Regions from separate parts of the Homo sapiens genome. Here all the other regions are linked to region 3. The links are chromatin loops, found by intact Hi-C in ENCODE. Cell type or tissue: dorsolateral prefrontal cortex. All regions are shown on one strand. Links, peaks and the distances in the headings refer to the core of each region. The heading gives the core; the rest is flanking DNA. Region 1 overlaps LINC00626 (long intergenic non-protein coding RNA 626). Region 2 overlaps LINC00970 (long intergenic non-protein coding RNA 970). Region 3 overlaps LOC105371604 (a long non-coding RNA gene).

What was found. Peaks named below come from ENCODE experiments on the same cell type or tissue, not always from the same donor. Only the 100,000 strongest peaks of a DNase experiment are listed, where the experiment ranks them.
Region 1: a loop joins it to region 3, with 2.4 times the contacts of the local background. A loop is called at or near these places in 8 of 110 quality-filtered maps.
Region 2: a loop joins it to region 3, with 3 times the contacts of the local background. A loop is called at or near these places in 2 of 110 quality-filtered maps.

What each region holds. Positions count from the first base shown.
Region 1 is chr1:168,790,927-168,798,676 of GRCh38, forward strand. LINC00626 (long intergenic non-protein coding RNA 626) reads left to right here. Exons shown (of 3, transcript NR_024160.1): 3 at 1,405-1,962. Among named protein-coding and RNA genes, the nearest start is that of LINC00626, 7.9 kb to the left of the region's middle. In dorsolateral prefrontal cortex, for the core only: no CTCF peak of the experiment used is centred there; no DNase peak of the experiment used is centred there.
Region 2 is chr1:168,956,292-168,964,041 of GRCh38, forward strand. The region is part of intron 3 of LINC00970 (long intergenic non-protein coding RNA 970); the gene reads right to left. Among named protein-coding and RNA genes, the nearest start is that of LINC00970, 130 kb to the right of the region's middle. In dorsolateral prefrontal cortex, for the core only: no CTCF peak of the experiment used is centred there; DNase peaks (open chromatin) are centred at 4,490 and 4,706; H3K4me3 peaks cover 464 bases; H3K27ac peaks cover 1,191 bases.
Region 3 is chr1:168,633,152-168,640,901 of GRCh38, forward strand. LOC105371604 (a long non-coding RNA gene) reads right to left here. Exons shown (of 3, transcript XR_922259.3): 3 at 4,973-5,615. Among named protein-coding and RNA genes, the nearest start is that of XCL1, 60 kb to the left of the region's middle. In dorsolateral prefrontal cortex, for the core only: CTCF peaks have their summits at 3,203 and 4,417 (motif pointing right); no DNase peak of the experiment used is centred there; H3K27ac peaks cover 593 bases.

The sequences.
Region 1 (7,750 bases), core at 1,836-6,835, 160 kb after region 3:
TGTAGCCTGCTTTTTCTTTTGTCTTTATCATCCAAACATTTTCTTCATCTCTAAACCACTGTCCTGACGCAGGGCATCTTCATTCCTCATCTAGATTATTTCAACAGTTTTCTAACATGTCTTTCTATTTCCAATACAGTTTCCACACTGTAACAAGAATTTTATTGCTAAAACACAATTCTATTAATGAAATTTCCGTAACTAAAACTGTTCCATGGCTTTTTACTTTCTTTGAGATGAAAGGTTGCCTCCTAAAACCAACCTACAAGACACTTTGTAATCTGGACCCAACCTGACTTTCTCATCGTTCCTCATTGCAGATCCTCTCTCTAAATCAGACTGAAATTGTTCATCATTCCTTACATTTCACTATGCACTCTCTTGTTTGTGGGTTTTTGTGTTTGTTGTTCCCTCCATCCAGTTTATATCCTCCTACTTCCTAACCTTCACTTGGATGACTGCTAATGTCTTCCTCAGTTCTCTTCTTAAATGTTATTCTTCCAGAAACTTCTCCTGATGCCCCAGGACTGCAATGGCTGCCTCTCAAACGGGCATCAAAATCATCCTGGCCACACCCTATCATAGCATTCCTCTATCTTTATCACACACACACACACACACACACACACACCTCTCTCCCTGAAGAGAGAGAGAGAGAGATAAAGAGATATGTCAATATATTGTGTTCCCGTCGTTCTCTGCTCATCTCTTCTTAGCCCGTAACACACTAGGTACAAGAATGGTCACTTGCTCTATGTTGTCAATCAGACTGCAACAAAAATTATATTGCTAAAATGCAGTATCCACAATTTACCACTGTGTTCTCAATATCTTGCACATATTTATTATATATAATATATGAACATATATTTAATAGACATTTATGTAAAAATATATTTGATATATAAATTTATATACTTATATGTAAATATATTTACATATCATAAAGATGTGCTATATATATATATACACATATATATACACAGAGAGAGAGAGAGAAAGCCTATGTTATATTTACCACTGTATATTTACCACTATGTGTGTTATACCACTGTATGTTATATGATATACCGCTGTATGTTATATTTACCACTATATTTACCACTGTATCACCAACATCTTGCACAGTATCTGGCTTATAATAAGCATTTTAAAAATTGTCAACTAAATGAATGAATAAATAAATACATTTTTTACAAAAACTAAAACAGTCACTCAGGATGATCAAAGGTCTTTCCATCACCAAATAAATAAGTGGTAAATCTGAAACCTGAGCTCTCTGAAACCTCCTCCTCTCCTGTCTGTCTCCTATCTTCTCTTCTCCTAATACTGTCTTACCCTAGGAGATGTCATCCACATGGCTAGCCATCTATATAGTGATGACTTACAAATGTGTATTTTCAGCCCACAGCTCTCTTTCAGACCTCTGAAGTCACACCCAGTGGTCTAGTCAACATTTCCTCTTGCAGAGATTGTAAAGGTTTCAATCTTAACACCATGTGACTAATTCGGTCTCTATGATCAAAGCCTTATAAGAAAGAATGACTGGTTGACCCGACATGGACCAAGTGACCGTTCTTGTTCCCAGTGTGTTGTGGGCTAAGAAGAGATGGGCACAGAATGATGGGAACGCAGAGCGAAAGGGCCCAACTCTACCAGGAGGGGAAGATAAAAACTCCTGAAGAAATTATACAAAAATAGAATACTTACAACAGAATTCTCAACATCATTTTTCCCTGTTTGAATCCAGCAAGTCAGCCATTGGTCACTTAAGAGCACTAACCCCTCCCTGGTTTGAAGATGTTCTTGACTTTAAATACAAACATCTGATATTCCAGCTTAGACTCCTCCACAAGAACTAGAGTGTCATCCTATTTTGGCTTCCAGCTCAGTCCCTCTGCTACAAGTCTTGACTCCAGAACTCTGTGGGATAATAAAATACAAGATCATAGCTTGAAAATAGAGCGTGCATCTGGTGTGGTTTGTTGTTTTGGCTTAATTAGGACTTGCCGTTTCCTGAATTCCTGTAATCTCATTTGATGAATTGTGTTGGTTACTTGCTCTGCAGGCTTTGAGCATGTGGCACATATCAGAGGAAATGATTTCCCCTTTCTTCTTTGAAAATCATCTTCTGGTGCATTAAAAAAAGAAAGCCAATGTTTTTGGATTTCTTTAGCTGTCCATAGAATTACCAGTGCTGTGATAGACATTTACTTCTCTGGAGGAAGAAGGGCTTGGGTCCAGTGCATTCAGCTACACATTCAATTCAACAGGTTCTAATGTGCACCTACATGTGCAAGGCACAGTGGAAGTTACAGAGATGAGTAAAACATTTCTACTCTCCCAGGATTTCTCAAGCCAATTCAGGAGACAGATCCACTGACAAGTAACTAAAATGCAAGGCAGACTAGATAAAAGCTATAATAGAGATAATCATCCCTTTCATTTACTTATCTCAGTTTACTTTACAAAGAGCTTCCATACACATTACCTCATTTGATCCTCACAATGGCCCTGTGAGATAGGTGTTATTATCTTCATTTTAGAGTTATGGAAAACCAAGATTCAGAGAGGGTAAATATCTTGCCTACATTCTCACAGCTAGTAATTGGCATATAGATCTTTTGAATCCCAGTCCAGTACCATGGAAGGTCATAGGAGGGAGAGAATGACTTCAGCAGAAGCAATAAGAGAAAGTCTCATGGAGGAGGTGGGGTCTGGGTTGGGCTTCTTCCTTCTGGAATCAAAGTGAAAAGGAAAGTAATTCCAAAGACAGAATAAATATATGAGTAAAGAAATCTTATTGATGTGGAGGTGGGAGAAGAATACTAAGTAGTTTGGGTGTCTATGACTTGCCAGTTGATATAATCAAAATCCATGGAACAGATATAAACTGAGCACTATATTATGTACTTGATTTGATTTTAGAAAACTGTTTTAATTCTCAAGGATTACTCAGCCAGGGGAAAAACATACACATAAAACAAATGAGTCTAATACAAGAGCATATCTAAGTAGTAGCCCTATTGCAAAGTACAGATAAATGCCATAGGAGTAGGGTTTTATTTTTATTTATTTATATTTCATTTTACCATTATATTGATTGACTGCAGGGAAGGTAGTTTTATTATAAATGTAGAAATATTAAATTGCTCTAAAGAAATCAGTGTTTTAGGGAGACAGACATAGAGTTGGGGCTGAGAATGAGAAAGTGTTGAAAAGCTCTGAGTGAGTCAGGGCTCCCATGCTCTGTGGCCAATGAGTGTTCTCACGATGGGTGTGGACTAATGATGCTGCCTAGCAATGCTTATTGGGCTTGAAGAGGGATTGGCGGGTTTAAGGAAGATGAGGTGAGCCCTCTGTGTGAGGTGCTGAGCCGCGCTGACTCATCCCACGCCAAAAGAAGCAACCCCATTGGAAGAAGTGAAGAGAGAAAGTGGAGGAAGATTGAGCCTCTGGTGCCCAGGCAGGCAGAAGTGCAGCAGCTGGCTATCCACCGAGTCTAATGTCTTCCTGGCAGGATGCTGGCACACAGAACAACATGATTTCACTTAATTCTAACACCAAGTCTTGAAATACATTAAATGGGTATCATAAATGCATCTACAAGTAGCAAACCCTCTTAAAGGAGTTTAATAACCTACTCAGAGTCACACTTAATACCGTGACTGTTGAATTCTGCCAGAACCAGAATTCAAAACTAGATCTATTTGATCTATTTGTTAATACATATCAACTGTGTGTTAACAGAGTATCTACTTTATATTCACTTTTATCACAATTCATTAGTTTAATAAATAGTGTAGCAGACATGCTATGTGCAAATTCACAAAGTTGGGAGAAATTACAAAAAGTGTTGTAATCAGATTTGGGGAACTCAGTATGTGCATGTATGTGTGTATATTTGTTGAGGGGGTGTGTATAGACAGCAGTACCTAGGGGAGTATGTTTAGATAAAGAAGAGTTTTATTTTGGTTTTAAAATGAAAGATAACAGGCCAGGTGTGGTGGCTCATGCCTGTAGTCCCAGCACTTTGGCAAGGTGAGGTGGGTAGATCACTTGAGCCCAGGAGTTGAAGACCAGCCTTGGTAACATGGTGCAACCTTGTCTTTATAAAAAATACAAAAATTAGCAGGGTGTGGTGGCATACACCTATTGCCCCAGCTACTTGGGGTCAGGTGCTGGGGTGAGAGGATTGCTTGAGCCCAGGAGGTCAAGGCTGCAGTAAGCCATGATCCACGCCACTGCATTCCAGCCTGGGTGACAGACAAAGACTCTGTCAAAAAAAAAAAAAAAAAAAAGAAAGAAAAGAAAAAGGAAAAAGAAAGAAAGATACCAAGAGCACATTTGTGTCCCCACGGGAGTAGGCAAAGGAGAGTAAAAGAATGGTGACAGGAGGAGGGTGAAGACTAAAGGTCAAAGTTTCAAAGAAGGTCAAAGGGATGGGACCCAGAGCACAGGAGGGAAGGACGGACCCTTCCTCCACCACAGGGAAGAGAAGCAGGAGGCAATAGGAGAGATGCAGGTGCCTTTTGTGAAACTTGCAACGTCTGCCTTTACAAAACAAGGTCTGTTTTTATATGGTCTTTTTGGTCCATTTGCCATTACGCACTTTTTTTTTTTTTACAGCTTTATTGAGGCATACTTAACATAAAATATACTGTACATATTTAAAATGCACAATTTGATAAACTTTTACTTACACATACACCCCTGAAACCATTGCAACCATCGAGAGCATGAACATAACCATCAACCACCTGAGTTTTCTCATGTCCCTTTGTAATACCATCTTCCAAGCCTTCCCCAGCCCCACCCCTCCCAGGCTAACACTGATCTACTCTCTGTCACTATAGATCTATTCGCATTTTCTAGACTTTTCTATAAATGGAATCCTACCACATATACTATATTTTGTCTGGCTCCTTGTGCTTAGCATAATTCTTTTGCGATTCCTCCATGTTGTGTGTGCATCAATCGTTCATTCTTTATGTATTGCTAAAAAGTATTCCAATGTATGAATAAGCCACAATTTGTTTATTCACTCACCTGTTGAAAAATGCCTGGATCATTTTCAGTTTGTTAAATAAAACTGCTATGGACATATTCATGTACAAGTTTTTGTCCAGATATATGTTTTCATTTCTCTTGGCTAAGTACCTGAGAGTGAAATGACTGGAACATATGGTAGGTATATGTTTAACTTGGAGTAAAACTGCCAATTTTCTTCCAAAGTGGCTGTACTCTTTCATGCTTCCACCAACCACATTCTAGTTCTTCCACATCCTTGCAAGCACATGATATGAACAGTTATTTAATATTGTAACCATTCTGATAGATGTGCAATCTTATCTCACCATGATTTTAATTTGTAATTCCCAACTAATAAATAATATTGAATATATTTCATGTGCTTATTTACCATCCATGTATCTTTTGTGGTAAAATTTTGCTCAAGTCTTTTTTCCATCCTTTTTTTAAAAATTGAGTTTTAAGAGTTCTTTACATGTTCTGAATACAAGACCATTAACAGATATTTTACTTGCAAATATTTTCTCTCAGACTATGGCTTGTCTTTTCATTCTCTTAATAGTGTTTGTCACATAGTAATAGTTTTTCATTTTTATCAAGTTCAAATCATCAAATTTTTATGATTTGTGCCTTTGGTATAATATCTAAGAAATATTTGCCTTACCCAAGGGCACAATAATTTTTCTCTTTTTCTTCTTATAGGGAATTTACAGTTTTAGTTTTACATGTAGGTATATAATCCACTTTGAGTTAATTTTTGTATATGCCATAAGTTGTGAATCTAAGTTCACTGTTTTGCATAGGAATAACCAGCTATTCCAGCAGAATTTACAGGAAAAACTATTCTTTCTCCATTGAATTACCCTTTCACTTTTGTCAAAAATCAATTGATGACTGGGCACGGTGGCTCACACCTGTAATCCCAGTACTTTGGGAGGTCAAGGCAGGTGGATCACTTGAAGTCAGGAGTCCGAGACCAGCCTGGCCAGCATGTTGAAACCCGTTTCTTCTAAAAAATGCAAAAATTAGCTCGGCGTTGTGCCGGTCATCTGTAATCCCAGCTACTCAGAAGGCTGAGGCAGGAGAATCACTTGAACCCAGGAGGTGCAGGTGGCAGCGAGCCGAGATTTCAGACTGCACTCCAGCTTGGGTGACAGAGTGAGACTCCATCTCAAAAAACAACAACAACAACAAAAAACCCACAATCAATTGACTATATATGTGGCTTTACGTCTGGACGCTGTTTCAATGATCTATTTGCCTACCATTTCAGCAATGCTACTTCATCTTGATTTTCATAGCTTTAAAATAATTTTTAAAGTCAGGTAGTAGGATAAGTCCTCCAATTTTATCTTTTTCATAGTTGTATTGGCTATCCTAGGTCCTTTGAATTTTCATATAAATGTTAGAATCATCTTGACAATTTCTGCAAAAATATCTACTGGGACTTGAACGGGATCCTATGGAATCTATACACCACTTTGGGGAAAATTGACACCTTTTTTAAATTTTAGTTTGAAATAATTATTGGTTTACAGGAAGTTGCAAAGATGGTACAAAGAAATACAGATGCCCTTCAGTCTGTTTACTCAAAGGTATTTATTTGTTCAATGTGTGTGTGCAGTTCTATGCCTTTTTATCAAATGTAGGTTTGTGTAACCACTATCACAGACAAAATACAAGACTGCTCATCACCACAAAGATCTCCCTTGTGCTACTCTTTTATGCTCTTACCCACCTTCCTCTCCATCGTTCCTAGCCTCTGGCAACCACTCATCTGTTTTCCGTCTCTATAATATTTTTGTTTTAAAAATGTTATATGTGGATTATATATAACATTTATGTTATATATGGATTTATGTTATATGTGGATATATATAACATTTATATATAACCTTTGAGACTGGCTTTTTACACTTAGCATAATGCTTTTGAGATCCATCCAAGTTGTTGCATGCATCAATAGTTCATTCTTCTTCATTGCTGAGTAGCATTCCATGGTCTGGATATACCACGGTTTGTTAAACCATCCATCTATTGAGGGTTATTTTGGTTGTTTATGGTTTTTGGTCATTACAAATAAAATTGCTGTGAGCAATTGTGTACATACAGGTTTTTATACATATGTACATACTTGTTTCTCTGAAGTAAATGCCCAGGACTGTAATTTCTTTCCTTTTTTTACCTTTTTGTTGTTGTTGTTGTTGTTGTTGTTGTTGAGACAGAGTCTCGCTCTGTTGTCCAGGCTGGAGTACAGTGGCACAGTCTCATCTGACTGCAACCTCCACCTCCTGGGTTAAAGCAATTCTCCTGCCTCAGCCTCCTGAGTAGCTGGGACTACAGGTGCATGCCACCATGGCTGGCTAATTTTTGTATTTCTAACAGAGATGTGGTTTCACCATGTTGGCCAGGCTAGTCTCAAACTCCTGGCCTCAAATGATCTGCCCACCTCAGCCTCCCAAAGTGCTGGGATTACAGACATAAGCCATCACACTCAGCCACAGGATTGTAATTTCTGAGTTGTATGGTATGTGCAGGTTTAGTTTTGAATGACTTCTACTAAATTCTTTTTCAGAGAGGCTGTGACATTTTTAAATTCTTATCAGCAATGTATGAGAGGTCCAGTTTCTTTACATCTTTATCAGAATGGGGCATTGTCACTTTTTTTTTTATTATGTTAGCTATTCTGATAGGTATGTAGGAGACATACCTATCATTT
Region 2 (7,750 bases), core at 1,474-6,473, 320 kb after region 3:
AGAATTCAGCTGTGAATCCATCTGTTCCTGGGCTTTCTTTGGTTCATAGGCTATTACTTACTGCATCAATTTCAAAACTTGTTATTGGTCTATTCAGGGATTCGACTTCTTCCTGGTTTAGTCTTGGGAGGGTGTATGTGTCGAGGAATTTATCCATTTCTTCTAGATTTTCTAGTTTATTTGCATAGAGGTGTTTACAGTATTATCTGATGGTAGTTTGTATTTGTGGGATCACTGGTGATATCCCCTTTATCATTTTTTATTGTGACTATTTGATTCATCTCTCATTTCTTCTTTATTAGTCTTGCAAGGAGTCTATTTTGTTAATCTTTTCAAAAAACCACCTCCTGGATTCACTGATTTTTTTTGAAGTTTTTTTGCGTCTCTGTCTCCTTCAGTTCTGCTCTGATCTTAGTTATTTCTTGTCTTCTGTTAGCTTTTGAATTTGTTTGCTCTTGCTTCTCTAATTCTTTTTAATTGTGATGTTAGGGTGTTGATTTTAGATCTTTTCCGCTTTCTCCTGTGGGTATAATTTCCTTCTAAACACTGTTTTAGCTGTGTCCCAGAGATTCTATTATGTTGTGTCTTTGTTCTCATTGGTTTCAAACAACTTATTTCTGCCTTAATTTCATTATTTACCCCATAGTCATTCAGGAGCAGGTTGATCAGTTTCCATGCAGTTGTATGGTTTTTGAGTGAGTTTCTTAATCCTGTGTTCTAATTTGATTGCACTGTTGTCTAAGAGACTGTTATGATTTCCGTTCTTTTGCATTTGCTGAGGAGTGTTTTATTTCCAATTACGTGGTCAATTTTAGAGTAAGTGCGATGTGGTGCTGAGAAGAATGTATATTCTGTTGATTTGGGGTGGAGAGTTCTGTAGATGTCTGTTAGGTCTGCTTGGTCCAGAGCTGAGTTCAAGTCCTGAATATCCTTGTTAATTTTCTGTCTCATTGATCTGTCTAATATTGACAGTGGGGTGTTAAAGTCTCCCACTATTATTGTGTCAGAAACTAAGTCTCTTTGTAGTTCTCTAAGAACTTGCTTTATGAATCTGGGTGCTCCCTAGGAGTGTTTTTAATTCAACAGGTGTCAAAGTCTCAAGCTACTAGGATAAAACTGCCACACTTTGTTATCACCCAAATGAAAAGGGAGGATATTGGGGGCATTAAAGCTTATCTGAAACTTTGGAATCAGACAAGTCTAATATTACATTTTAGCTTCTGTCACTTAAGAGTTTTATGGGCTTGGGAAACCCACTTTTAATTTCCCTGAATCTGTATTTGCTCATCCTTAATTAGGATATCTCTTTCATGGTGTTTTAAATCAGTGATCCCCAACCTTCTTGGCACCAGGACCAGTTTTGTAGAAGACAACTTTTCCACAGATGGGCTCAGGGGATATGGTTTTGGGATGATTCAAGAACATTACATTTATTGTGCACTTTATTTCTATTATTATTACATTGCCATATATAATACAATGATTATACAACTCACCATAATGTAGAATCAATGGAAGCCCTGAACTTGTTTTCTTGCAACTAGAAGGTCCCATCTAAGGGTGATGGGAGATAGTGACAGATCATCAGATTCTCGTAAGGAGCATGTAACCTAGATCCCTTGCATGTGCAGTTCACAATAGGGTTCATGTTCCTATGAGAATCTAATGCTGCCATTGACCTAATAGAAGGTGGAGCTCATGTGGTAATGCGAGTTATGGGGAGCAGCAGTAAATACAAATGAAGCTTGGTTCACTTGCCTGCTGCTCACCTCCTGCTGTGCAGCCCCATTCCTAGCAGTCCACAGATGTGGGGTTGGGAACCTCTCTTTTAAATAAGTAAATTAAGATCATCCAATCCCAATGAAGGGCCTGGTTCATGGGTGCTTGATGGATGTTAGTTTCCTTCTTCTTTTTAATTCATCAGATGCCCCTCACATAAGTGGACCACCATAGCTGGCAGCCATTCACATTAATACTGAAAATCAATCAACCAACCAACATGCATTAAGGGCCTACTTTATGTAAGGCCCTGTGTGGGACCCCAGGGCGATATACACGACCATGTCTCCATTCAAGGAGATGTCGACCTTATTAGGGAATCAGTATGTGAACATATGAAAAACTAAATGACAATAAAAGATAGTTTATCAACACCAAAGTCATAAAACTCACCCTAATTGCCATATGACTCACTGCCCACTTTCAAGAGGTAAAGGGTCCTATAAGCTAGATTGAAATGGATGGTTTCATGCAGGCAAAGGATTTGAGAAGGGCTTTGAGAGATGGATTAGATTTAGGCAACCTGTGAGGAGGGAGAGTTGTAGTTTATTCTGAGCAAACTTTTGGATATTTCCCCCCAGTGACTTTCAAACATCTCAGGTACTTTTAGGGGAAGTGTTCTGCTAAAGACAGGCAAAGTCAGCCACGTGAACACACCACTAAACATCGCCATCTCCACCTCCTCCCCTCTGACAGCCTGCCTCCTTGCCAGGCTGCCGCCCTCCTCCTTCCCCTATCTCAACATGAGACAAAACAGCCTTTCTTTTTTTCTGGGATTATTTAGAAGCAGTTTCCCATAATTACAGTAATCTTATCTTCTTTGAATTCACCAAAATTACCCCTTTTCTTTATATTAGCACCACTGCTACATGACAGACATTATTTGTAAGCTTTGTGCCATGGTGCAATGTTGTTTTTTTAAAGTGACATCTGCTCAAATAAATTAATGTTCCTATCTAACTGACTCACTTGGTGAGAACATGTCCACATGCCAATGTGAATGCGAGGGGAGTGGGGGGAAATGCAGGAAGAGGAAAGCATCTGGAAGAATATTTTCTGGTGTTTTAGATTAAGAATAAGACTATTTTATTTCCTACAGAAAAGCAGTGGACATTAGTTGAAGCAACAGCAATGACTAATTGTCTCATAATGTCTGAAACATGCCACGTTTCAAGATGAGTGAAGATGGTCATGCTTTTCAAGTACATTTTGATGAACTTGGTGATTCTCACCGACATTTCCTTGTTCTCAACAACCTGAAAATTTCTCGGTTCATCTACCCTCCAGCTATGCCCTTCTGAAGTGAACCTCTTTGAGAAAGCGCTGAGATTCCATCTGCACCTTCCTGCATTCACAACCTGTGTTTTCACACATCCAGTGGCTTCTGCTCCCAGAAATCCATCCTCAAATGGCCCTGAGAAGTCAGAGGAGGATGTGGTTCCCTGTTAGGGTCCATTTATTCATCATTTAGTCTATTTACTGAGGTCCTACTATGTGCCAGGCCTTGGGGACACAAAGATGGTCCTACTATGTGCCAAGCCTTGGGGACACAAAGAGTTCTGTCCTCCAAGAGCTCACAGTCTTATATGGCCATGATCAAGAAAAGTACCAGGGCACCATGGGAGACTGACACTCAAAGCAGAGCACAAGGAAGGGGGTAGATAAGGCTTCTCCGAGGAAGTGACACCTGAGTGGGATGTAAAATATTCATTTCTGCTTACAAACTTCAATCATCTCACAATGACCGTTTCATAATATCCAGACTCCCTCGTCTGGATTTCCAGGCTCCGTATACACTGATCCTCTAAACATCCCTACCCCATCTCTCTCCCCACCATCATGAATCACCAGCTCCTGCTGGGAAAGCCTATTCCCTTGCTTCCCCTGCATACCCCTTTATTCTTAACTCGGGGTATTTGCTCTCTTTATTCTTAACTCTGGATCTTTGCTCATGTTTTCTGTCTAAAATGAACCATCCACTACCACCTCTACCAACACCATTAGCAATAAGTATTCAGATACACATCGGTTTCAGGGACCAGCTTATTTTCTTTATGAAACTTCCTGCAATCACCCCAGTTCTTTACGAAACTTTCTCTATCCACCTCAAACATTTTAGAGCTTCTCTGAATTTCCATAGTACTTAAGCTATAAGTATAACTTAGACAATACATGTAAAGTAATAGTTACAAACTCATAAAGCACAATGCAAGCATGAGGTGTGGCCATTATCTTAAACTGATAAGGGAAATTTTGATGTCCCTCACCAACACTAAATTTGTTTTCTTAGGCAAGTAGTTTCTTTAGCTATAAAACTGAGAAAAACATATTTACATTGCAAAACATATTTACATTACATTATTGTGAAGATTAACCAGATACATTGACATGCATACAAAATGCCTGGTTTGTCATAGGCAGCTCTTGATGGAATGGTAATAGCAGTAGGAATGTTGTTATTTCTCAAAGAGGATAAGTATATTTGTTCCTTTTTGTTCAATAGACCAGGTTAGGTGTGTGTATTAAGGTGGTAAGAGGCAGAAAATTTGTCTTATGAAAAAAGTTTATCATGAAGGATAAAAGTAAACATCCTTCAGAGCTCTGCAACTTTTATCTCAAAACTCCAAAGAGAATTATAGTATTGTAATGGTTGATGATTCCCCATTTCCTGTGTCACTGGTTCCTGGCAGGAAGACAATGGCTTGGCCCTGACACTCCCTTCCAGACTATGGGATCATTGTTCTCTAGTAGACAGTGTTTATCAAAAATGGAGGCACTTGCTGGCTGAGGGAAGTAGAGATGAAGGAGAGAGCAGAGTAGCAGCTGCTCTTTTTGGAAGGTAGTGCGTTTCTGACCCTAGAATCAAAGGGTTCTCCTGTGTGGAACTTGGATGCTGAGCCATCAGCAAAACTTGAAGAATGGTTGTCAACGTCGGACATTTTACAGCCCGCCCAGCCAGGACATTTGACAATGTCTAGAGACATTTCTGGTTGTCACAACTTAGGCAGGATGGGGGGATTCTATTGGCACCTAATGAATAGAGGCCAGGGATGCACTAAACATCGTACAATGCACAAGACAGCACCTCAACAAAGACGTTTCTGGCCCAAAATATCAACAGTGTTGAGGGTGAGAAACCCTGAGTTAGAAACAGTTGTAACCCACCATCCTAGGTTCTGCTAATCCTAGCTGAGTGATCAGAGCTCCAAACTGTTTCTCCCCTGCGTCTTCTCTAGACCAGAGTCCAGAATGACCACACTGGAATTAATTAATGGAAATCAGTCAGCAAAACTTCAAGATCTAGTACAAATGTGACTTCCTCTATGAATTCACCCTAGGTAGAGTACCCCTTCCTGTGTCAGCCAGGGTCTGACTGCCTTAACTACTTACAACTGGAGTGTTTTAATATAAAGAATTGATTCCAGGTGATGGAAAAGTTAAACCCAAACAGGATGGTGAAGCAACCTAGAGATTAACAGCCAGCAAGAAGCTATTACCACCCAAGGACTGGAAAGAAGGAAGTCAGTGTTACTAGAACCCGTGGCCAGCTGGAGCAGATCCATAAAGTGCAGTCATCACTGCAGCCACTTACAAGACAAGCAGATAGGAAGAAATGCTTCAGCTTCTCCCTTTTTCCCATTGGCTGAATCCAAGTAAGGTCACTGACAGGGAAACCTAGGAGATGCAACCTGTAAGATCAGTCCTCAAACAAAACAAGAGGAATGAAAAAAAGAGGAGGAACAGGCCAGGCACGCTGGCTCATGTCTGCAATCCCAGCACTTTAGGAGGCCAAGGCGGGCAGATCACGAGGTCAAGAGATCAAGACCATCCTGGCCAACATGGTGAAACCCCATCTCTACTAAAAATACAAAAATTAGCTGGGCGTGGTGGCACGCACCTGTAGTCCCAGCTACTCGGGAGGCTGAGGCAGGATAATCACTTGAACCCGGGAGGTGGAGGTTGCAGTGAGCTGAGATCATGCCACTGCACTCCAGCAAGGAGACTCAAGATCAACACAGTACCCAATGTACCTTGGATATGCCTCTTCTGCAGCTCTTCTGTGATAATGATGTTGTCTCATCATTATCAATTAAGTATGATTCCCTTCCCTTTACTCTCCTCCTACTGGTTGAAATACAGATGTGATGGTGGGAGCTGGAACAAACAGCCATGTTGGACCACAAGATAGAAGATGCAGTTTGAGGATGGCAGAGCAGCAAGACTGAAGGGACCTGGGTTCCTGATAATTGCAGAGCTGCAATGCTAGTCATCAGATTTTTATGTGAAAGAGAAATGAACTTTTAATGTGACTAATCAATTTCCATTTTTTTTGTTGTTGTTGTTGATTTGAGACAGAATCTCCTTCTGCTGCCCAGACTGGAGTGCAGTGTTATGATCTTGGCTCACTACAACCTACACCCACCAGGTTCAAGCTATTCTCCTGCCTCAGCCTCCCAAGTAACTGGGATTACAGGTGTGTGCCACCACACCTGGCTAATTTTTGTGTTTTTTAGTAGAGACAGGGTTTTGCCATGTTGCCCAGGCTGGTCTTGAACTCCTGACCTCAGGTGATCCTCGGCCTCCCAAAGTGTTGGGATTACAGGCATGAACCACTGCGCCCAGCCAATTTCCATTATTACTTTAGTTCCCTCTTTGCGTAGCAGCTGAAGCAAAATGCTAAATAACACAAGCCCCTTTCCTCCTGGGTCTTGATGTCTAAAGCATATTAAAGATTATCTTTCATTCATTCATTCACAATGTGGAAACTAACAAGAACAGAGACAGTGCCATGGCAACATCATATTTCAGAGGTGTCTTTTGGGCATGTAAAATGTTGCAGCAACTCTCAAATTACCTTGCTTGAGCAAATATTTAATTTGTACCTTTATATTCAAAAATAAATTTTTAGTCAGTAATTAACAGTATCAGTAGGAAAAGGGAAAAAAATGCAAAATGACAAATGAAGTGCCTTAGAACAGTGCTTCTTAAACTTCAGGATGGCAACAAAATCACCTGGAAAACTTGTTAAAACACAGACTTCTAGACCCTAAACTCGGAGATTCTGATTCAGTACGTTTGGAGTGGGGCCTAAGAATTTGCATTTCTAAGCTCCCAAATGTTGTTGATGTTGCTGGTCCCAGGACCACAGTTCAAGTGGTGTTAGTTTAGAATAGGATGCTGGAAGTATGGAGACAGTCAATGAAAACTGCCCACTGTCTTAGAAACAACCTAGACATTCTGCCTTTTAAAATCATATAAGTGAAACATATAAAAAGCTGAGGTTCCCACATTTCTGGCATGGAAACATCATTAAAGAACCAAGAGAAAAACTGACTTTAAGGTGTCTTGGATAAACTATCCAGGTGATTTGATAAAAGGGGAATTCACACATCTACAAGGACCTTGGGGGTTTCATTGGGTATGGCTGCCTGGCTGCCAGTCTGTGGTCAGTTTAGCCACAGTTTTGCCAGCCACTTCGGCCAGGGACACAGACAGTGTTCTCACAATGTGGCAATTGCAGCAGCCTATTCTAGGCAGAGGTGCCAGGGAGGATTTGGGGAGAATTGAGGAGACTTTAGATCCCTTTCAACCCATCACAAATAAGCACACAGTGTAAGTTTTTTAAAAAGCATGCTCACTATTCAAGCATGATTTCAATGCAAGTCTTCTAGCCTGCCACACTCTTCCCACTAAATTACTACCCCTGAGTACTTCCTACACAGAAACCAGTGCCAAGGAGCGTGGGTTAAAATCCAGCCTCAGTGATCTAATCCATTTCTGTGAAGTGTGTATGAGATTTCACATAGACAGTAGGGCAGAATAAGTGATTTCACAGGCCTGGAAATAAATTATTGGCTGTCTAAACATAGACACTAAATTTAGGTATCGACAGAGCTTAACATAAGACTTCCTTCCTCCTCCTTCCTTTTCCTGTTTCTCCTCCTTCCTCCATTTTCTCTCTTTCTCTGCA
Region 3 (7,750 bases), core at 1,637-6,636:
ATGACTTTTCCAAGGTCACACTCCTAGTTAGTGGCAGAACAGAATTGGACACTTTGATCTTTTCAATTTCAGGCCAATGCTTCTTCCATTACTTTTTGGCTGTTCTCAATCTCTCTAGGTACAGAGGAAATGGTGGTGGCATTGAAAAGTTCTCTAATGTAAGAAGGCACTGTAGAAGCCTGATCAATCAGAATTCCTCAGTGGCAAAGGAGAGATTTAATGCACAACAAATACTGTCATGACAAAAATAACACCTTAGACTAATAAATTCATTTATTTAATAATATTTATTGAACATATATTATGTAAAGGGCATTATTCAAGGAGCTAGAGATACATTGGGAAAAAAGAGACAATAGATAATTCCTCTGCTCATGAAGCTTATATTCTACTCAGAGAAGATAGATAATAAAGAATGAAAAAATTGTTAAGTGCTCTGCAGAGAATTAAAATCAGCCAATGGGATAGAATCGTAACATTATCAGATCTTAATATTATCATAATCTTAATATTATGAGATTTCAAGATTTACTAGAAAGCTTCAGTAATCAAGATAGGGTTGTAATTTACAGTAAATCTTGAAATCTGTTAATATTAAGTCCCTAAACTTCATGTTTTTTTCAAAATTTTTTGGACATTTATGGAGTCAGGTCCCACAGTAATATGTATATAATGTGTATATACACACATATGAAAGACATAGATCAAATGAGCAGAAGAGAGTCCAGGAATAGACCACATATATATGGCCAAGTGATCTTCTGTATCTTTTTTAGATTATTTATAATGAACACAGCCATCGCTTCCTAAGTTGACCAATGTACTTTCATTTGTGGTTCTGTGATTAGTTCTATGACAGCAATAGTGTCACTATACTTTTTCCCTTTTCATACAATGCTTGGAAGGATTTGCACTTTTACAATAGCCTTTGTGTAGAAGAGGATATAAGTAAATATGAGTATTGTAGTGTAAGTATATAAAAATGATGGCATTGAAACATTTCTAATTTTTTTAATATTAGAAAAATCTAAGACTAAAATGTGTTTATTTTAAACATGAGACATAAAGTAAATTAAATTCTGAGCAATAATAATGTTATAAAAAAAGTTGATGATTGTTCATCAATTAATTCTTGATAAAAGTGCCAAAGCAATTCAATGGAGAAAGGATAATCTTTATAACAAATGGTGTGAAAACAATTGATATCCATGTGCAGAAAAGACCTCAAATCTTACCTCATATCTTGCATAAAAATTAACTTGATATGGATCATCATAAACATAAACATAAGAGTGAAAATTGCAAAACTTTTAGAAGAAAAATTAGAAAAAAATCTCAGTGACCTTGGGTTAGGCCAAGGAGGCTGGAGCCCAGTCAGTGAAGGAGTGAGGAACCAGTTACGATGGGGAAGTGGACAGGGCTGATCGTGTTCAGGTTTGTTTCATTTGTCAAGAATGTTTTATAAAGTGGTTGAATACCTCTAGAAAGAGGTACATGGTGTTTGGCTGTCTCTTGATTTATGTTTTAAAATGGTCATCTTGGCTGTCATTTGGAGAATGGTTCCCAGTGAGGGCCAAGTGTAAAGAGGGGGTTCGATAAGGAGGATTGACACTGTTACATGGCTGAGATGAGAGCTATTGGGGCCTTGTATCAGTGTGATATCAGTAGAGATGGAAAGAAGTGAACAGATGGAGGATATTTGCCTATCACTTTATGGTTTGCAAAAGACTTTCAGATACTTTATCTCTTTTGGTTTTACAACAATCCTTGCGAGGTAGTAAAGATATAATTCTCATTTTGCAAGTAAGGGAATTAGCCTCTGAAAATGTAGATTTGTTTCTATCCATACAGCTAGTAAATGGAAGGGCTGTGTGGGGAAACTCAGTCTTCTTGATACAGTAGAGATGTTGCTTATTCCCTACCAAATTCCCTCCCCTGGAGCCAGAAGAAATCCCACACATGAGCATCATCGCCATAGCTAAATACAGTCACACTTTTTGGCTCTTTTCTGCTATAGCTCTATTTTGGGTTAATTTACCTCGTACTGACTCTCAAACAGTTTAACAGCTATTTCAGGCATCTATTTCTGCTCAAAGATGCACTGCTCCTATTTTTGTAAGCCAGATGATGCAGAGAATAGGTAATGCGATAGGAAAATTTTGCCCCTCATAAATCACTGACTCACATCATAACAAGATTACCAGAGATCCAAATATGTACTGTCTAATGACATCTGTAAAGATGACAGCACATGATTATATTCCTCTTTGATGTTTTAATAGTATTTACACAAAATAAAGACTATTTATAAAAAAGATACAATATTTGATATTTTACAGATATTATCTCCACTATTTTTTGCAATAATGCTGATAGGCTCAAGGACGTTAATTATCCCAAATACTTAGAAAGTGCTTTGTTTCAATGTTTGAATTCAAGTCTCTAAGGCCAAAGGCCAAGTTCTTTCCACCATGATACTGTTTATTAGAAGAAAGAGTAAAACCATTATGTACTTTCCTTCTTGGCATTTAGTATTTCCATCCCAGCCAGCACCAGCAGTGGGAAGCAGGCACGATTTCCCATAATTGAATACTTTAGTAAAGAATTTACAACTCAGAAGCACCACAAAATACAGTTCTTAGACTTTCTTCTAGATCATACCTACAATAAGAATCTTTGATCTTCTGCAGGCGTGACACTTGTTTATTATTTTATTTTACATGACTCCAGCACTCCTTCTCTCTACAAATACTACATGAACAACCCTGCTATTCAGCATAAGTGAATTAAAATGAAATTTTCCCATTTGTTCTTTTTAGGGATTTTTGCAAATGCTCTGGAAATTTGCAAGACCAGTGATTTGTTGACATCAGATCTATAGCCGGTAGCATTGTCAGCTGACAGCTTTCCAAAGAAGATAGGAAGTAATCAGTGCAACCTTTGTGGAAATTTGTTTAATAAAAACCCAGAGCAACATTGAATCTATATTCAACAAGAAAGATCTAAGTCTTAATATTCATATTGAGAAACTGGTTTGGAATGTTGATAAGATAAGTTGAATATAAATTATTACCAAACATAAACCTCTTTGGGGGATTTTGCTTATTTTCATTATCAAATAATGGCAATCAGTTTAGTTTTGCTGGTCAGTGACTAACCCTAAACCTCTTAACCTAGCTGGGAATAGGATGTCAAGCTTTGGTAGTGAGAGCTAGATGGCACTATGGTGTAATTCTGTGGGGTGCCCAATTATGAAGAGTTTGTCTGATTGTGATGATAGAGGTTTCTGGAATAAGAAATTCTGCTCTTTTTTGCTCGTGTCTTCTCTAACTGCACTTCTCTAAGTGCAATATAGTACAACATAGGAAGGCTAGGAAGAAGTTTCTGGTGTAGGAAGGCTGAAGATGAGCATTGTCTTCTGTCTTGCTCATTCACTCCTGCTCTTGATTTCTTTCTGATAAGCTGTGTGTGACATGCACAGATACACACACACACACATAAACACACACACACCCTTGTTGAGACTTTTTCTTTAAAAATCAATTAGGAGTATTTCAGACAAAAGATGATTTACACTCCTTCTAACCCATGTCCCTGATTCAGCAGTTTTTCCCTCTGGTGACACAGGTGCTATTTATAGGTCATACACGAGCTGAGGCCAGAGCCTACTATGTGAACAGCTTGTACTGTGGCAAGAAGGACAATGATTGTGAAAGCTAATCATATGAATTGGGGCATTCTTGTTATACCCTACTAAAACAGGGTGGAGAAGCCAGGGGGAGAAAACATTCCAAGCACATGACATTGATCTAAGAATGTAATTCTCTGCAAGCCTAGTTGCTGAAATTTCCTGCTGAAACCTGATTTATCTAAGAGCTGCTGAAACAACCCCTTGTGTTTTACCTACTGCCTTCAGTCACCAACCAAATCCTGCCAACTCTCCCAGACCTTACTAGTGCCAGTGAGCTTTTGCGAAGGACAATATGTAACGTTTCCTTTTTTAAAAAATAAAACCCCTAACCTCTTTGTTTTTGGGACATGCTAAAGACAGTCTGCATGTATGGCCTGAATTACCATTGTTTCCTCCCCACGAAATGGCTTAATTTCAGAGATTCATCTCTATGCTTTATTTGACTTTGACAGTACTTTAGAATTGGAAGAAGACATTAGCAGTTTCTCAGTTCAACTTCCCACTACCGGATGTTTGAAGTTCATCTCCTTAATTTTGAAAAACATTTGATTTCCTGATATTTGAGTCTATTTGCAGAAGTTTAGGAAGGCTAGGAAGAAGTTTCTGGTGTAGGAAGGCTGAAGATGTCGGCCATGACTGTGCAGTCTCCTATGATAGAGCAAGACAGGATGAAACTGAAGGGCCAGGAGATTAACAAAATGGTACCTTCTAAGTGTGTGCTGCTATGTTACATGGCATCCTGTAGGGGGAGCTAAGCCATTCAACAGCTTTAGCTGTAGCATTTAAGGCAATGATATCTTTTGCGTCTCACAACTCCTCTTTCTTTACCCTCCCTCCGTAGCTTTCCAGCTGCCAGAAATGTTATAAATACGTCATCTGCCCTCGATACAAGAAGAACAGACTATTCAGAGCACAGGAAAGAGAAAGACCATGATGGAAGAGATGATTGTGTGAGGGCCTCTAGGAAAATTTCCCTTCCCTCATATTTCCCCTTCAACCTGTCTGAGGATCATAGACACCCATTCTCAGAGATAAAGTGTATTTCTGAATTGAGGCTAGTTTTACTCCATAGGAACTTGTCAAAATGTACATGTCTTTGTTCACATAGTATGACCAGGTTTCCTGCAAACAATTTAAAAGAAAATGAGAAAATAAAAAGAGGTAAGCTATTGGAGTGCTGAGAATAGTGTTCTAAAAAATAAGTGGGATTCTAGGTAATTTTTGATAGGAGGAGAAGTAATGGCTGGAAGATGTGAGTGAGGTCTGGCTGCAGGAGTAGAGGTCTAAATGAGACATCTTGGGAATCCCGGGCAACTAGAGGTTAGCTTGAAGGTGAAACATTGGGAGGGGGATTGGTATTTGTGAGGGAGGAGAGGGTCATCTGTGAGGGAGGTGATGAGGAAGTGTCAAAAATTACTTTACTTGGATCCAAGTTCTCTTGAGAATTTGTCCTGGAACCTAAGGTTCTATTCTCATCATAAATGCACTTTTAATTTTTTAGTATTTAGAAAATCCATTCCATGTAGCATTACTGTTGGGTGCCTCTTTAACATTCTTTTCTTCCGCTCTTACTTCCTCACAGACTTGGTTTTGTTAGTATAAACAACCACGTCCGGAGAGCCATGTGTCTAGGGAAGGCTGGTCCCCGGGCCAGCCCAGGGATGGAGGTTGAGGGAGTTGACAATGATGTTCCAAGCCAATCAAAGTGGTTCTACGCACTTTAGGTGTCTTTGGTTCAGGGCAAATGATAATTCTGGCCACTGAACCATGAAGAAAAGTCTGTTGGGGGCAGCTAGGAAAAGTTAACTTGCTTTAACAAAGATACAGACAGAAAATGGTTTCTTCTTCCTCTAAACATTTTCTTGTCTGGATGATGTCACGTCTGGAATTACTGTAGAATCTTGAAACCAGGAGAAAAACGAATCTGAGGGCAAAATGACCCATCCAAAATGTCAGGACACATAGAGAGAGAAAGAAATTGGATTCTAATGCTGTTAAATCAGCTGACTCTGCAGTCACCCTATCTCGAGAGTTCTTGCTTTGTGGCGTAATGAACTTTCTTTTTGCCCCAGCTTCACTGAGGCATAATTAACATAAAACTGTATATACTTAAGGTATATAACTTGAAGTTTTGATAAATGTACACATTGTGAAATGATCACCACATTCAAGCTAAGCTAATTAACATATCCATCACCCAAATAGTTTCTTTCTTTTCTTTTTCTCTTTCTTTCTTTCTTTCTTTCTTTCTCTTTCTTTCTTTCTTTCTTCCTTCCTTCCTTCCTTCCTTTCTTTCTTTTTTTCTTTCTTTCTTTTTTCTTTCTTTCTATCTTTCTTTCTTTCTCTCTTTCTTTCCTTCCTTCCTTCTTTCTTTTTCTCTCTCTTTCTTTCTTTCCCTTCCTCCCTCCCACCCACCCTTCCTTCCTTCCTTCTCTCTCTTTTTCTTTCTTTCCCTTCCTCCCTTCCTTCCTTCCTTCCTAGAGTATTTACAATGTATCTCTTAGCAAATTTCAAGTATGCAGTACAGTATTAGCTATTTTTTAAGTTTATTGAGGTAAATTTATATACATGAAAATGCATTCTTTTTTGCATAGAAGTCTGTGAGTTTAAACAAAAACATTGGAATTGTTTATCTGTTATGCATTGTTAGTGTCTTTTCTGATTAATTAAGTCATTTTATTCAGAAAATATTTATTTTGCATTAACTGTGCCAACCAGGTTCTATATAGAATTTACAATGAGACATGACATGGTCCTTTGCTTCAAGAAAATAATTATTTCCTAAAAAATATGCAAATGAAAGATGATTCTATAGTAGCACTATTTTGAAAACTAAATCTCAGAGTCTTTAGTTTCATTCGTTCAACCATTCACTCTTTTATTAAACATTTGTTGAAAGCGTATGATGTCTGTCTGCAGATATATAAAAGATAAAATCCATCTTCAAAGGGAGACAGAATTGTAAATTAAGAGTTATAATACAATAAAATGTGTTCCACTAGGAGTTTGTATAACTTTTTATCAGCACGTTAGTTATGGCACATATAAATTTCTTTGTAATCTTGTCAATCTATGCCTGCTTTTGCTATTCTCTTAGTTTATAAGAACCTTGAAGGCTTTAATAACTCATGTCTGACTCTTCTTTGTACCTCCAGAAAAACTAGCATATTGTCTTGTCTAGTAAATGCTCAAAATAAATATTTGTAGAATAAATTAAATATTTGTTGAGTAAATGAGACAAGTTTAGTAGGTCTTGAAGGAAGTGTCACATTTGTCTCTAATGCCTAGATCCTTTGACTAATGTAAGTGACTAAAGAAAAGTCAAAGGCACAACTATTTATGATAGAAAAAATTTTTACACAGAAAGTTGTCATTACCGCTATCTTTATTTTGGCCTTCCTAACCAACATTTAAGATAAATCAAGTGGTCCATCTTTAACTTTTGACAAAGGCAAATTGAGTGCCCTATCTCATTGACATTTGACCAAATAAGGATGTAATGATGTTCCATTGACCTTTATCTAGGCATAATTTGTCATATCAGCTGAATCTAGTCTTGTCAAATACTGATATATAATTTTCCATAATTCAGCATATTTTTAGAACCCTTCTCTTTCATGCTATTCATAATTTCCAACATTGTGCCCTGCAGATCTACTTGGCTTTAACACCTGGTTTTTGAGGGTGTATAATGTACTAGAACATATATAATCTGATTTAGTTCTCACAACAGCCATATAAAATTTTCAATACTCACAAATACCTATTACAAATGCTAATAATGTAAACACCATATCCCTTTCTAAACGTTACATGTACTCTTGTGTGGGCTGCATTTTTACATAGATATTTGGAGGAAAACCAAGAGATGTGGTTCAGTTAAATAGGCAGTTAATTTAAACTCCCTTGTTCTTACAGTGTGTGTTGTGTTTTGTTTACATATGAAGAACGGGACATCACAAAGGCTGGCAGATCCAAGTGAGCACTGCATGAAGGGAGAGGGCAGGTAAACTGGAGATGGAGGAATTGGCCCTAGCGCTGCACTACCAGCAATTATTT